Regions from separate parts of the Homo sapiens genome. Here region 2 is linked to region 1. A link is a loop called in an ENCODE intact Hi-C map of the cell type or tissue named here. Cell type or tissue: GM12878. All regions are shown on one strand.

The links. Hi-C counts contacts between places; a loop is a spot of excess contacts. Peaks named below come from ENCODE experiments on the same cell type or tissue, not always from the same donor. Only the 100,000 strongest peaks of a DNase experiment are listed, where the experiment ranks them.
Region 2: a loop joins it to region 1, with 4 times the contacts of the local background. A loop is called at or near these places in 7 of 110 quality-filtered maps.

The regions. Positions count from the first base shown.
Region 1 is chr5:118,788,434-118,796,433 of GRCh38, forward strand. No RefSeq gene overlaps it. Among named protein-coding and RNA genes, the nearest start is that of MIR1244-2, 180 kb to the right of the region's middle. In GM12878, CTCF peaks have their summits at 1,207 and 3,788 (motif pointing left); a DNase peak (open chromatin) is centred at 3,728.
Region 2 is chr5:118,613,126-118,621,125 of GRCh38, forward strand. It overlaps LINC02215 (long intergenic non-protein coding RNA 2215), which reads left to right. Exons shown (of 5, transcript NR_104998.1): 4 at 1,168-1,226. Among named protein-coding and RNA genes, the nearest start is that of LINC02215, 21 kb to the left of the region's middle. In GM12878, no CTCF peak of the experiment used is centred here; a DNase peak (open chromatin) is centred at 3,376.

The sequences.
Region 1 (8,000 bases):
CAAATATGGAAGCCTGATAATGGAACATCTGGTCGGGATTGCAGATGTTATGGAATGGCATCCCTATGGTGATGGTAAGTCTCAGAAAGGGAATGACACAGTCAGATTTGAATTTCAGACAGATGGTAAGAGGATATGGGAAGAGTAAGACTTTTGGCAGCTGGACCACTCAGGAGCTATGTCAGAAATCAAGATAGAGATGAGAAAATGCACCTGAACTGGAGGAGTGGAAGGAGGGACAGGGAGGGGCTGAATTGTATGTAGGAAGCCTGGGTGGATGGTCCCACAGCTGAAGAAAAGAGAAGACAGAAGGATGGGCTTTCACCTTCCTTGCTGGGAAGAAAAAAGTTTGGAAGGGTTGAGTTGTGGGTGTCTTCTTGTTGGTTAGTTTAAGAACTTAGCCTATGGAAATCTATTTCATCTTCATAGTTTTCTGAATTTTCCAATTCAGAATTCAAATTTTCTGGGAATTCAAATGACAAAGACACTTAGATTTTGATCCCTATCACCTTAGGTAATTTATTCAACACACAAAGCATCACAAACAACTCAGCTGTGCTTTGTCAAAACAGAATTCCTCATTTCAAATGCCATTGTGACAATACTTGAACATTGGTCAAACTACCAATGAAAAGTTGTCATGGTTTTGATATTATCTCTGGAGGGCAATTAAAAAAAAAAAAACATGGGAGGGCCAACGTACCATAAGGAGAAGGATGTGGGTCCTTTCAAAGAAGCTGATACAAAAGGCTTTGCCCTAGGTTGGCACTTTATCCTAGAGAACATGGCTACAACCTCCCTTTGATACATTACAAATTAATTCCAATGGAAACTGATTTCTGAACAGGAAAATTATGGAACAATGGTATAGATATAAAAGCAAAGCAATGTTGTTGTAGAATAGATGAGCAAACATCATCAGCATTTTTAATGCCCTACACAGGGTGAATCTTTTATAAAGAGATTTGTCTCCTAAATAAACTTCATGGTAAGCAACCCAGAAAGTTAAGTTCCCTTATTAGCCTCTTTTTCTGTTCTTCTCAATGGCCCAGATCTTTTAAAGTGATAAGCAGCAGTTGATAAACAGCAGCTAAGGGAGGACAGGAAATGGGCAGAATTCAGCTCTAGTGACATAAATCTCCACATGCAAATCCCAATCCTGGATATGTGGCTACAACAGTGCCCCCAAATGACACAGAAAAGCATTTGTCTGATTTCTTTATTTAAGTATATTTTTCATGTGTTACCATTATAAACACATAAAAAAGGATTTCATTTCCTACTTGACATATTCATTCCCAATGATTTGCATGTCCAAGTGAAGATCTGAAAACTCTCCAAACAACCCACAATAACATGAGAGGAGGAAGGAAATGAAGAAGGTAGGGGTTGAGGAGGGGTTCGGGGTTAAGAGCAATCTGCATTTCTTTTTATGTTCCGTACTTGTTTAACAGGCTATAATCAATATCACTACTGATTTTGTTCCAGCTAAGTTGCAAGCACAGCTGGTTTCAGCACTAGGAAAACTGACTACCAGATTAAAATATTATGTATAAGTTAATGTAAGAGTGCCTATATTTCTTAGGCATCTCTTAGTTAATGGCATCTGTGTTTCATTCTTGGTTGCCCATTGCAAATTGCTTCACTTTTCTATATAAGATAGTCCTAATCAGTAAAATGGGAATAATGTAGCCAGCACCATTCTGTGAGTATAGGCAGCATCTGATATTAAATTTGACCCCTTTATAAATACCTCTAGAGCAAAGGCAAAGTATGGTCCAAGGACCAGTGGCATCAACCTCATCTGGAAATCTACTAGAAATTCTGAATGACAAGCCCCACATGAGATTTTTGAAATGAATCAGAAATTGCATTTCAACAAGACACTTAAGTAATACTGATGGATCAAGGACCACGCTTTGAGTAGCAGTGCCCTAGAACCATGCTGCTGATCTGCAAAGTGTTCCTAGTCCATTACTAGATGAGTACAGAATTTGGGTGTAAGGAATTAAAACATTTATAGTCATTTGACCTTGTGGTCACATCCAAAGCACATACACAGTGAAGACTCATCTCCTTCGATAGGAATGGACCCGGGGAGGCTTCAGGCCTGATGTGGTCAGTTGGATGTGACACAAGTTGCTATCAGTCATGGACAACAGAACTACACATCGTCATGATGGATTTTTTAAAGGAAATGAAAGAGGGAAAGTAGCCTATCACAGTGTCTGAAAAGCACTACTCTAGAGCATGGGTCAGCAAATTTTTTCTATAAAGGGACAGATAATAAATCTCTTAAGCTCTGTAAGTCATAAGGCCTCTGTCACAACCATTCAGCTTCATCACTGTAAAATGGCAATGGGCCATATGTAAGGAAATGTGCATGACTGTGTTTCAATAAAACTTTACTTATCAAAATAGGTAGAGGGTCAGATTTGGCCCATGTCCTGTGCTGACTCCTAATTTAGAGGACCAGCGTTAGCCAAATACAATGCCACCAGAAGATTATGCTGAATCCACTTGATCCAATACAAACCCTTACCTTTAAGAACTAAGAAGGAGATAACACACCCATCCCCCATCCCCTACTTTTGTCAGTGATTTTCCCTACTTGCAGTGGCCATAGCAGAAACAGAAGCTTCTCTGCTCCTTGTGTTCCTGTAATAGTGGGAAATCAGCCAGGACGAGGCCAAACACACGTGGACAACCCTCAGCTACTATCCTAGCAAAACAAGAGGATGAAAAAGGAAATGTCCATAATGGAGAAGGAAAAAAATTAATTCTCCCTTTTTCTAGTTCAGGGTTCTGCAAACTATGGCCCATAAGTCAAATCCAGCCTGCTGCCTATTTTTGTGAAGAAAGTTTTATTAGAACAAAGCTATACCCATTCATCTATATATCACCCATGGCTACTTTTGAGCTAAAGTGGCAGAGTTGGGTAGCCGCAACTGAGACCTTATGGCCTGCAGAGCCTAAAATATTTATTATTTGGGTCTTTACAGAAAAGTTTGCCACCTCTGCTGTCGTTCCTCATGCCATGACTGGTAGCCCCTTGTTCTAGAGAGCTACCAACAAATGGATAAGATGTAGGTTTCTATGTTACCATTAATAGGACTGTTGCCAACTGCTTCCACTGGAAAAATCTTCCTCTGCTAAACAAACCGACACAGAAAGGGAGGCTTCTTGCTGAGTTTCTCTCAAGTTTCTTAATGGCTTTCAAGTTCCTTTTAAGTAGGTTATTTTACTGTTAAAAACTATATAGACAGAGTTACTTATTTATGAGGCAGTCTATTAGTCATGTAAAGGCAGGAATAACTTGGTGCCTTTTTACATTAAACTCATACAAAGAATATTAAAAGCCTTGACAAGCTAAAAGCTTGGCAGGGCAGACAACATCAACCTTGCATCTAGACCTCTGGAACAGTCCCAAAGTGGGTGAAGGGAGCAGGGAGAACAGTTGCCAAACAAACGGGGTCTCTTTTTTCCCAGAGAATTCAAGACTGTTTTTGTCAAAGCTTCAAAGAATAGAAAGCATATTAAATACATGGAGCAAACTTCAACAAACAAAACCTTCCGGCCTTTGAATTCATTGTAAGTAACACTCCTAACACGGCAAGAAAGTAGGCTGTGACGGTTTGGGTGAAAGCAGAAATCCACAAAAAAAGCTCTGTGTAACATGGTGTTAACAAAACACAGTTGTTTCACTTTAGAGAGTTGGAAAGAAGCAAGTGCTGTATCATTGACCAAATCTTCTGCAGTGGCTCCTTATAAATACTACTAGTGCCACCTTCTGGTCATCTGATTCTATGGCAGGCCTCCTGTCACAAGGCCTCACTTTCCCCAATCCAGCAAATGATGTGTATTGTACAATCATGGACTCCTACAAAAGAGATCTGCAGGGTTCTCTAGAGGTCGTTACAGATTACAGACCGCCCAGACCAAGCTGCACTTTTAAGATTTCATATACTTCAAGACAATGGTTTAGCCTCACTGGAAAAACCACGAACATTTCCACTCCTAATTCTTGGCTCCAAAAGCTTGAGAACTCTCTGTCAGCAAGAGAAATACAACTATGCAACTGAGATTTCACTCCCTCCCAGCTCTCCTCACATCCCCAGAGACAGCCAGGCAAAGGGCAAGTCACTGGAGAAGACAAGAAGTAAGTCACTATTTGGAGCCACTTTCCCCAGACAAGGAGGAAAGGAAGCCCAACACCACTCAGAATTTGGACCATGTTTCTTTAGCCAGGATGCCATGCCCGCCCTGGGAGTATTTTGGGGGCCAAAGAATGGTAGGAAAGCTTGTTGCTCTTCTGTTTTGTAACTCTTGCTGCAGAAATTTGATTAAATAAATAAGCAGAGGAAGCACCCAAAAACTGCTGGGCAAAGCCCTCCTACACAACGCAAGTATACAACCGACCTTATTCCTCCCAGAACAGGACCTCTCTATCCTCCCTGTCTTCAGGTTCAGTCTCACACATTGGATCGACAGAAGAGCAGGACTCAGCTGAGAGGCTTTGAGGAGGAAGACCAGGAAGGGAAGGCTTAAAGCATGACAGGGAGGTACAGCCCAGTGGGAAATACAGAAGGGCCTCAGGGGAAAGGGAGTTTAGCTTTCTCCACCTTGACAGAAATGCAGTCCTAGCCTCCCTGTGCTAAATCCTTTTGCTTCTGATTTGAAAAACATTCAGCTTCCTGAAAAGAAAAAGCTATCAGAGGCCTTTTCTTAATCCATCTTGCACATCCTCAGAGTTGATGTCAACAAGCCACAAAGGGAGTTCCTACCAGTCCTCCCTGGGCTGAGTAATGAGGGCAATGAGACAGGGCTAGTATGGTCCCGGATCCCCAGGGGAGGGAGCGGAAGGATGTTCATGGGGATCCTCTGGGCTCTGTCAGGAAGAGGGAGATCCTCTGAGGAGACAAGGCATTTGTCTCAACGAAAAATGGTTGTACTGGGGGTAAATGTCATACTTAATTAAGCCAACCAATGATAAAGGAAGCAAGCTGCCATCTCTTTGGAGTGTTTGAAAAACAGTATTTGGGCTTAGAAGATATTGTTATGATTTATAATTATAGCTTCAATTTATTGACAGACACTGTTTTCTTAAATCAGATTGGCATTTGTTACCTCTGTTTTACTGATAATGAAACTCAGAAATGTTCAAGGTCAAAGGGAACAGGGAAAAGAAAACCTAGCACTGTCTCCAAAGCCTGTACTCTGTCCACTCTGCTCCATGCCCCCCTTCTTTAGAGCAGGTGGTTTTCTCTCACAATATAAAGTCTAAAAATGAGCACCTGTATTGAGTTGTCTGCATTTCTGGAACAAAGAACCTGAAACATGGATTTCCACACTGGGAGAATTGCAGAAGTGTTCCTGTGGACAACTGACTCCTGACCTGTAAACTCCCAACTGAAACGGACCACGGGCTTAGGAGCTGGCTTTAGCAACAGCTCTTCTTGCAGCCAGAATAAAGCCACAGTAGCTATCCTCTGCCAAGAGTCTTAGTTCAAGCTGCATAGATTGGGTGGGTTATAAACAACAGAAATTTATTTCTTGCAGTTCTGGAAGCTAGAAATCTGAGATCAGGGTGCCAGCATGGTGAAGGGCCTCTTCCAGGTTGCAGACTGCTGACTTCTCATTGTATCCTTACATAGAAGAAACAGGGCAAGAGAGTTACCTGAAGTTCTTTTTATAATGACACTAATCTTGCTCATGAGTGCTGTACTCTCATGACCTAATTACCTCCCAAAGTCCCCATCTCCTAATACACTGCAGGTTACAATTTCAATGTGTAATTTTAGGAGGACACAAATATTCAGCCCATTGTACCAAGTTAGCGGGCTGAAAATGCACTGCTCATCTCAGCCCCACACAGTCATCATCTCATTGCCATCTTTTTCTGTGTCCTTCACTTTTTACCTGGACTTCACTAGGGTGAGAGAAGAGGTCATGATCTATAACAGGTAGTTGTTTTACCCTTGTCCCTGATACACAGTGTTATCAGCCACAGTTTTTCTACAGCAGACACCAGCAGCTCGATGATCCAGACAGATAAGAAACATCTCCACAGTGACCAGAGAAGACTCCAAAGACAGCACAAACACCCAGACAATAACTCATTACCATACACTGGCATCCTTGAGTCTGCCCTCGCTGATACCCATATAGCGCCTTAGGGAGCAGAAAGTGGAGGGGCAAATCCTTGGGAAAAAAAAAAGAAATATCCTTTTCTTGTAAGAAGTTTGAACCTTGAATTTAAATGAATACTTATCTGAAAGACACTTGAGCTAACCCAACAGAGTCTATTTAAAAACCAAAGAGGCCAAGTTATCAAGATACCAAGAACTGACAAGTTTTCGATTGATTTTTTTCTTGCTACTGAATGGAATATGGGATTGAGGACAAAATGAGAGCACTTATAAGAAATAAAGGATACTACCTTTTTATTTTGCATATTTAAGTTGTAATGTATAAATGTTGTCCGATTTTTACGTGTGTGTTTGTACGCATGTTTTATGTGAAATAGCTCCTTTTTGACAAGGTCAATCTGGATTTCAGTAAGGCATTTTTTTTTACGTTTCCCATCATGTCTTTGAGGACAAGATGGAGCAATGCAGGCCAGTTGGTAAAACACTTATGTGAACTCTCGTGCTGCCTATATTTTGTTCCTCTTTGGACACCAAATTTTCAGGGAGACATTAGCAAAGTGGATTTCCTGTAAGAGAATAACTGGTTTAATGAAGAATCTGGTAATCCGATCGAAGAAGGAATGGATATTTTATCTTGGAAAAATGAAGACTCTGGGTGAAGTAGGGTAAAGGGTATGCATCCGTGATAAAGTGGAATGAGTATCTCTGGGAGGCAACCAAGGTTCAAATCATGAATTTTTCTTTACTACAAAATGTCCTCCCCATACACTGTATGTATTATAACTCTATGGTTCTCCACAATATCTACAGGGCAGGTGAGCAGTGCAGGCTGCTGGGAGACACAGAGCCAGAGCTAGAGAAAAGGGGGTAGATAGCAAATGTAGGAAATGTGGGAGAAGAATCAGCAGCCCCAGGGAGGAGTTAATAGTCACAAAGTAAGTCCATATTCCACATATGCTATCTCTGGTGCAAGTCCAAATGGAAGGCAATAGGGTTCTATCACAAAGAAGTACAGAGAATGTGGCTTCAGAATGGTCAAGTGGGGCAGAGATGGTAAGACAGCCAAATCTGGTGCAGGGCTGTATCCAGGGAAATCAGTCCAGGAGATGGTGGCAATGGTCATAAACAGGCCCAACCCCTAGATATGAACCCAGAAGGAACACAGCTGGAAACCAATACCCAGCCATCCTGGTGATAAGGGAGATATCCATATCCCAAACACCGTACTAACAGAGCAAGACAGGGAGAAAGCCCATGAAGAAGGGGATTAGTCTGCCTCAGGGGAAATACAGAAAGCTGCCCCCTTGCTAGGCCTATTGGACCATGGACTTGCCTGAAATTCCAACTTAGTATGATAATTCCCTTGACTTAAATGTAAATGGACCTTAAGTCTTTCTTACCATAATGCCTGTAATCTCAGGAAAAATAGTTTATTAAACCATTTCAATGTATTAACACCTTAATGAGGCTAAGTTCCAGTAGTGGCACTCATTTCCAGTAGTGGCAGCTAGCTGGGATCCAAGTAGATTAGGAATCTGCTTTGTTTAGCTTAGATGACTGGCTGGGAGGGCCAAACGAGGGCATTATGCACTGCCTAGGGCGAGAAGACCTTTGCAGGCAGAGCAGAGCAAAAAGGAGCCCAGACTGCTGAGTGGCCTGAGAATCCTAGGTATCTGGGAGCCAGGACAGGTGGAGGATGAAGCCCAGGAAACAGGAGATTGGTAACAGAAGGGAATGTGTGAGGGCCCTGAAGGCAAACCTCATCTACATGACAGTTCAACTGAGAGCCAGGCCCACCCACTGCTGCTGTATTTCACATCTTTCTGACAACAGCAAAATGCACATGCATTC
Region 2 (8,000 bases), 180 kb before region 1:
GTAGAGATAGGGTTTCACTATGTTGGCCAGGCTGGTCTCGAACTCCTGACCTCAAGTGATCCACCAGCCTTGGCCTCCCAAAGTGCTGGGATTACAGGCCTGAGCCACCACGTCTGGACTTAATCATATGTATTTTAACTCATGGCACCTAATTCTGCTATTAGATTTAAAGACATGTCTATAATGCAAAAATATCAGCCTAGATACATGTGCACTAGCCCCTACTGACATTTTCAACTGGCAAGTTGTCAAAATAAGGCCCTTCCAAGGATTCAGAGTCCCATCAAGCATATGTGCATCAAGCATCAATGCCACAGCAGGCATTAGGATCATGTATCTGGGTTCTCCTGGTATTTTAGATGCTCAACAGGCCACACCAATGCAACATAACCTAAATTTCACGTGCCCTCTCCTCCCAAATCTCCTCAACCTCCATCTGCTCTGTTATCATTAGCTCTGATGGCCATGGTAGAAACCTGTCAGATATGCTTCCCCTTCCCATCACTGGGTACCTAGCTTAACGAGGTAGAACTCACAAGTCACCAGTTCCTAAGGGTTATTTTTCCCTAAGAGCCCCCAAACTCAGCTTCCCTTGTCCTGATCTACCTTTGCTCAGATACTTGTAATTTCTACATGAATTTCTACAGCAAAGACCTCCCTGAGTTCGGGCTTATACTAATTGGTATATACACAGAATATTTTTGTTGTTGTTGTTGAGACGGAGTCTTGCTCTGTCGCCAGGCTGGACTGGAGTGCCACGATCTTGGCTCGCTGCAACCTCCACCTCCCAGGTTCAAGCGATTCTCATGCCTCAGCCTCCCAAGTAGCTGGGACTACAGGTGCCTGCCACCACACCCAGCTAATTTTTGTATTTTTAGTAGAGATGGGGTCTCACCATGTTGGCCAGGATGGTCTTGATCTCTTGACCTCGTGATCGGCCCACCTCGGCCTCCCAAAGTGCTGGGGATTACAGGCGAATGATATTTCTTTTTGTGGAAAATATTATGAAACTAACAGTTGCACAGTATTGAAAACACCTGTGTAACACAGAAGACATGTGAGGAAAAGTGAGTCTCCAACTCACCACACTTCAGCCCGCTTACTAGAGGCCATTACTTCTGTATCCATGAGAAAGTTCACACATGTTTTCTTTCTCTTTTAATACAGATGCAAACAAAATGTTGAACTTGGCCTTTCTGGTCTTCACCTCTCTTGGGACTGCTCAGGTAAGTGCAGGGCCAATGATCAGAACAGCCACTCCTTCAAAATGCACTTATGGTGCCCCTTGCCACTGGTCAACGATCTTACAAAAGTCAACTTCCTCCTGGACATGAAACAGCTTTAACTGAAGTGGTGAAAACGGCCTCCTTCCTTAGGTTTAAGAAGAGAGCACATAGAGGTGGAAGGTTTTTTCCTGGAGAGGCAATTTAGCTTATGGATTAAGTACACAGACTCTAATTTGGACAATTCAGGTTTGGTTCCTGGTTGTATCACTAATACACTTTGTGATCTTCAGCACAGACTAATGCAGGCAGAGGTTATAATCTCTTGTGTGCCTTTGTTTCTTGTCGGCACAGTAGGAATGATAACAATAGTATCTACTTCATAGAGTGGATATAATGATTTAAAGAGTTAATATTTGTTATTTGCTAATAACAACGCCTGGTGTATACTAAGTATTATTAAAACGTCTGTCATGTAAAATTTAAAGTAGTCTGCGAAATGCATTATATAAACACATACCCTGACTCAACGTGTTCCCACTCAGCTTTCTTACAACTCCTCCTCCACATCCTATCTTTGTAAGTAGTGGAACCACATGCAAAGATCACAAGTTACCAAATTAATCATTTCATGGTGTGGGTAAAATTTCAGTTTAAATCTTCAGTATTTGGATTTCAAATTAAGTGTATGATTAAGCATTAATGGTGTGTGATGATAGTTAACCTTAAAATGGGAAATATTTTTACAAAGAAATCTTTATTCCTTGTGAGCCAGTGAAAAATTATTTATTATGTATTAAATTTTTGCTGCTGCACAGCAACAGCAGATTGATGAGCTGTTACGGGCTGAATTATTCTCCAGGTTAAAGGTGACTTTTGGTTGTATTAATCACCTAGTGTAAAACTAAAGTAGACACGAGAGAGCCTTGCTTCTGACAACCCCCTGCACAGCCCTGCCCAGCCCAGCCCAGGCCAGCTTACTCGTTGTGAAAGCCGGTTCTTTTCTTGAAATGTTGGGTAAACCAAGGTCCCACTAAGATTGTCTTCCTTCATCCTGTACTGTCCATCAAGGTTCCTCATTTACACCGACTTTAAGTTTGAATCAAAAATTAGATTGAAGTTTAAAATGTCATTTTAAGCCAAAGAAAAGCCAACTTATCATTCTGAAAATTCCTCATGTAAAGAACGCTCCCCTCAGGAGCACAGCTCCACGCCACTGACCTGTTCTTTCTCTTCCTCCCCATCTCCTCCTCCACTTGACTCTCTTATGTGGTCACTTATCCACAGAAATTGCTATCACCCTCACATTTTAAGTAAATTACTATTCCAGTAAAAGTGCTAAATGCTGCCTAGGAAAACTGAAGCCTGTACTTCTCCTTGGTAATGAACTGTTTTCAAAGACAAACAATATTACTTATTTTCATTTATCCAGCACTATACCAGGCTCCGAGGATACAAAAGCGAATAAGATAGAAATGGTTTGTGCCTTGACAGAGTCTACATTCTTCTGAGAGGGACAGATAAAACAAGTTATCAGTCAACAAATATAATGCTCACAAATTATGATTCAATTAAATGATAAAATCAAATGGTGTTTAAAGAAGAATCTGTACTTCAGAGCAAGCATTCTCAACCTTGGTTACCACATTAGAATCACATGAGAAGCTTTCAATAATCCCAAGTCACATCCCAGCATGAATTATAAAATATTTGTGGGGTAGGATCAGGCACCACTTTTTAAACAACCACTTGGCTCCCAAGTGATTCTAAAATATAGCCAAGATTCAGTATCATCGTTCTACTCTTACAGAAAAATATTATAGAATTGCATACACCTAAGAGCAATCTGGTTCCTTTCTTGATTAAACTTAATTTATTATTAAATACTAGTAGGGTGACCTTAAGTGAGCTATTTAGACTATAATGCTTATGTGCCTATAAAAATGTAAACAACACACATGGAAGCTTTCTGGGGTGCAGTTTCTCATGGATGATTGTGTGTGATAAAACCAGTTATCTGAAGTTTCTCAGACATGTGTTCAGAGTCTTAACTAGCACTATTCAGAATGAACTACGGCCCATGGCCACCCATGCGATAGGTTACTAATATTCATTTTCATTTCAAGTCATTTCTCTTGGTTTCACATATAAGGACTACAGTGTACTGTGGTTAGCAGGGTAGAGGAAGCAGATAACTGATATGCCAAACTGATGTGCTGGAAGTAGTAAGAACACAACCCCTACCACAACTATGGGAGCCCAACCTTGGATGCCTATCAGACAATTATTACATCTTGATTAATGTAATAATCAAGCCAGGAGAGGTCAAAGCATGCCAGTACTTCCATACTTGGTTATAAAGATGACAAAAAAATAATAGAATTATTCTGGTGGATGGCGACATACATCCACAATGTGGGACTGACCACCTGAAAACAGTTGGTGTAGTTATATGGGCCACTGGATTTGGAAAATCCAGAAACAAAAATTTCTTATTCTTCCTCCTCCTGTTACTCCTTATCTCAGTGTAACCTTCAAATTTCTCCCTTCCTGAGAACAAAAATAGGTTCAATTCTCTCCGATTCAGCAATCAGACTCCAATGATATTACATCTCATTCAATGCCAAAATGGACTGGATTGGAAACAGCAACAGTACTACTGTCCCTGTACCTCAAGATCTTTACTTCAGCTGGTAGGTACAAGATGGGCAAAAGAAAACAAATACAATGATAGCATAATGACATTTCCCAAATCTCAAAATATTCTCAACTGCAATTTAGGTTTAAAATTCAGTTCTTGAATTAGTCATTTAAGTATTTGTCCCAAATCAAAAATTAGGATGGCATTCTATACTTTACCAATTTTAATTTCTCTTATTTAAATGATTATGAAATAAAGAATCTATTTTGAAAACTAATGTAATAAATATAACAGATGCAGGAGGATAGCCACCAAGTGGCTGATGCACATACTAGTGAGGGAAAATGCAACATATTTGAGACATACATTTCAGGACATTCTCTAACTTCACCGATTTCTGTTTGGAGGATGCGCAATTGCCTCTGGGCACATATTACACAGTGAAATAGAAAGAGACAGTACCTGCCAAAAGAATTTATAATCTTCAGGAAGAAGATAAACATCCCACACTCACATACTTGTTAGTATGCATAAGCACATAACCTAATTGTATGAAAAGGATTTAATATTCTGGGTGCCAATGCTCCATCCAGTTAAGCATCAGTGAGCACGAATAAGGGAGCTCAGTTATTCAAGAAACTTTTTTGGTAACTTTCTACTAAAACCTAATGTTTATAAATTATCAGGAGGAAATGCACTATATGCCAGGGAGTTCAGTAAATATTCTACTTCATCTTGACACCAGGCATCAGAGTACACCCAAGGACAAGTAATAATCCTTGGAAAATGTGCAGATAGCTGGATCATGTTGCTTAAAAATGGAATATCCTTTCTCACAACGAAATGCCTCAAGGAAATTTTGTGCATATCTCAGGTCCAAACACTTTGTGCTTCAGAATCCCTTAAGCATGTGCTTCTCTCCCCTTGGTTTGGTGAGAATGCATGGTGCAGAATTCTGATATAGTCTTTGTGAATCCAGTATATGATATCATTAAAATAGCTCAGATAAGTCAGTAAATTAGGAGGAAAAGGTAATTCTAATAATTTACTGAAGGCACAGAGATGTCATAACCCATGGAGATGCCAGGGCATATATCTCAGTGCACAGCTCCAGAGGTCACTATTTACTTGGAATTGGGAGTTCCATTCCCTCAGGACACAAGAGGAATGAGGCTTGGGAAATTGAAGAGTAGAAGGCCCAAGCTCCTACTCAAGCTCCACTTTTACCTGTTTTATATTTGGCTTATAGGTAAGATTTAAGGAAAGCCTGAAAACATTGACTTAGGTTACTTTGTGAGAAATCAAAATGGCTTAGAAAGCTGTTTGTCTTCTACTTGTGTTTTTCCTACTCATTCAAGAAAAGTAAAGAAAGGAAAAAGGCAAAACATATATTGGGCACATATATATGCCACATACCCTAGCAAAGACCAAGTGCTTTAACATGCATAATTACAACTAACAGCAAAACAATCCTATGCTTTATTATCCAAATTTGCAGAATCTCAGTGAAAACTGAGATCCAGAGAGGTAAGGGAGCTACCTTGAGCACAAGCAAGGTAGTAAGCAGAAGAGTGGAAAGATAAATCCAGGACTCTAAGATTTATGATCTTGCATCTATAACATCTTGCTTTCCAAGATGACAGGACTCATGGTGGCAGGGAGCGCTCTCTGTGCACTGCACAATGGCAACCTGTGGAAATTAAAATGCTGTCTTTTAGGGTCAATTTATATACCATATTATTCCAGGTTCTAGTATAGATAAATAGCAGCAGAAGCCAAATATTTAAGACAATTTCAATTTCTATCCATTAAATAATTTTCCATAGAAATTAGGGAAACCACAATTGTCTTATTTTAGCATGAAAACCCGCTTATTAGGGAGAATAAGTGGAAACAGAATCCCAGGGAACCTGCAACCGCTCTAATACAGTCCCTTCCCTATAGCAGCACTGAGATAAGGTCTTCCTTTCTGCCTTCCACCAGCCCTGCCTGGCCTTCCCTCCTCTTAACAATGCTTCAATTCTATAATTTTGCTTCAGCGTTAAAGGGGCAAGTGAAAGCTCAGAGAGCTCAAGGATCTGTGTTTTTCTTCCATTTTAAATGAGAGCTCCATAGCAGAATACTAGAGTTTCATGCCCAGTGGAGGATGCAATACTGTGTAATCACTGTTTTCTTAGGCTGTGTTTGACATTGTTCTGTTTCTGCCCTATTTGAATTTTCTACACCCCCTTTAGCCTGAAATCATCATTATATCCCCAAGTGGCACCAAAAGTAGAGCAACATAAAACTACTACTTGATCTACATTTAAGGAGTATCTTTTGAAGATAAAAATTCTTCAGCTTCATAAAATTTTAAGGCTTTTATTTTCTTATTGCCATTTGTCATCCCCCTTTCTCAATGCTATTCATTGGGCCAAGCCCTCTACTACATAGAAATAACAAGTGAAAAACATGGGGACAAAAGGAGACAAGAAGAGGACAGAAGGGTAGTGTTTAGGGTTGTAAGAGTGACACCTTTGTGCACAGAACCTAAAGTGGAGCGTGTTGGGGAACAAGGGGCTGTGAGAGAGAGAATGTCTGGCAGCATCTGAGAATTTGGGATGCAGGGACTATCAATGTGAATAAATGCATCCAGCATACATATATAAATAAGGCAGGAACCATTGAGGGTGAAGTAAATTCAAATTTTTGAAACACCTACCTGCACCAAGTCCCAGATATACTTATCAAATCAGTGTAAACAACTCAGTAAACATTTATAAAACTAAGAAACATTTTCTCTCACACCCAAGAATCTCAATATCCTGAGTATCTAGTGGGTCCACTGTCTGACTCATTTGCTTTTTCTCCTTCCCACTAGCAGACAGAGAGCAGGTTAAACAGCTCGTTTAAATGAGGTTTGAAATTGCACGTGAACTTTGATTATCATAGTCACTCCTTTCTCCCATTTTCCTAAACAATCGAGCTGACTGCACAGAGCCATTTTAAAAATAAATTGGCATTCTTAACTACACAGCTGGCATAGATTGTTACTCACCCTTGGTTACTCTGACTTGCAAAACTGATCTATGTGAAGATGTAAAAATCTCCATATGTTACTGTGACATTCTTAAATGGTCACAGACTTGGGCTATGAAAGCACATCTAGCAATAAAGGGTCATCCTCAGCTAAAATGTTAATTCTTTTAGCAGCTGAAAAGTCTGCCCTCTTGGACATACCTCAGAGCTGAAACCTTATTACATAAGGCACAATCTCATTGGGCATGCAGAGTAAATAACCTCGTTAAGAATGTAGTGTGAAGAACTGCAGTTCAAATGGGGTCAAAGGGGGTGAACAAAGTAAGAGGAAGAGGCAGTCAAGTGTAAGACCGCTATGGGGTGTAATTTATGGTCTTTAATAATTTGGGCATGTCAAGTGTTAAGAGAACTGTTTGCTTGGCACCAGACAGGGGCTAATGAAAGCACCCAATGAGGAAACCTGACTCAGGATGCTGAAAACCTGCCCCAATGAGCTAAGGGAATGATGGTACAGGGCTCTGCAGGGTCAGCTGGCCTGCTGACCAAAGCTGTCAGAGAAGCCAGGCTTGAGGCAACTAAGAAAGAGCTTAATTATCCAGACTTTTTCATTAGAATTGGGACTAAACAGCAGGAGAAGTGTGCTGGACCACCAATTAGGTTACTTAGAAGGTTACTCAGTTTAAGATGAGAAGTAGAGGTGAGGCAGAGCCTGGAGGAGGCAAACATCAAAAGCCCTTTTGGCCATCAGGGGGTTCCCCTTCCTACTGTGGACCAGGCCATTCCCATGACCTAACACTTCAGTAGGTCTTCATTTCTGGCACCATTGAAATTCTGGCCTTCTCTCTCAGAGAAGAATGTCATAACCCATGATACCCACTGAACTTTAGTCAGTGCAATTTTAAGATATTTTACTGCACATTGAGTTTTACTGCCAAATGCTATTATTATTACAATTCTCTTTTTAAGAAAACCACACTATAACAAAAGCATGTTTTTCTAACAGCTGCCCTCATCAGAGTTCACAGAATGAACTTCAGTGGCAGGATCACTCAAGAAGACATTTGAAGCAGAAAATATTCATTCTGGCTCCCACTTCATTTATGTTCCCAGAGAAACCC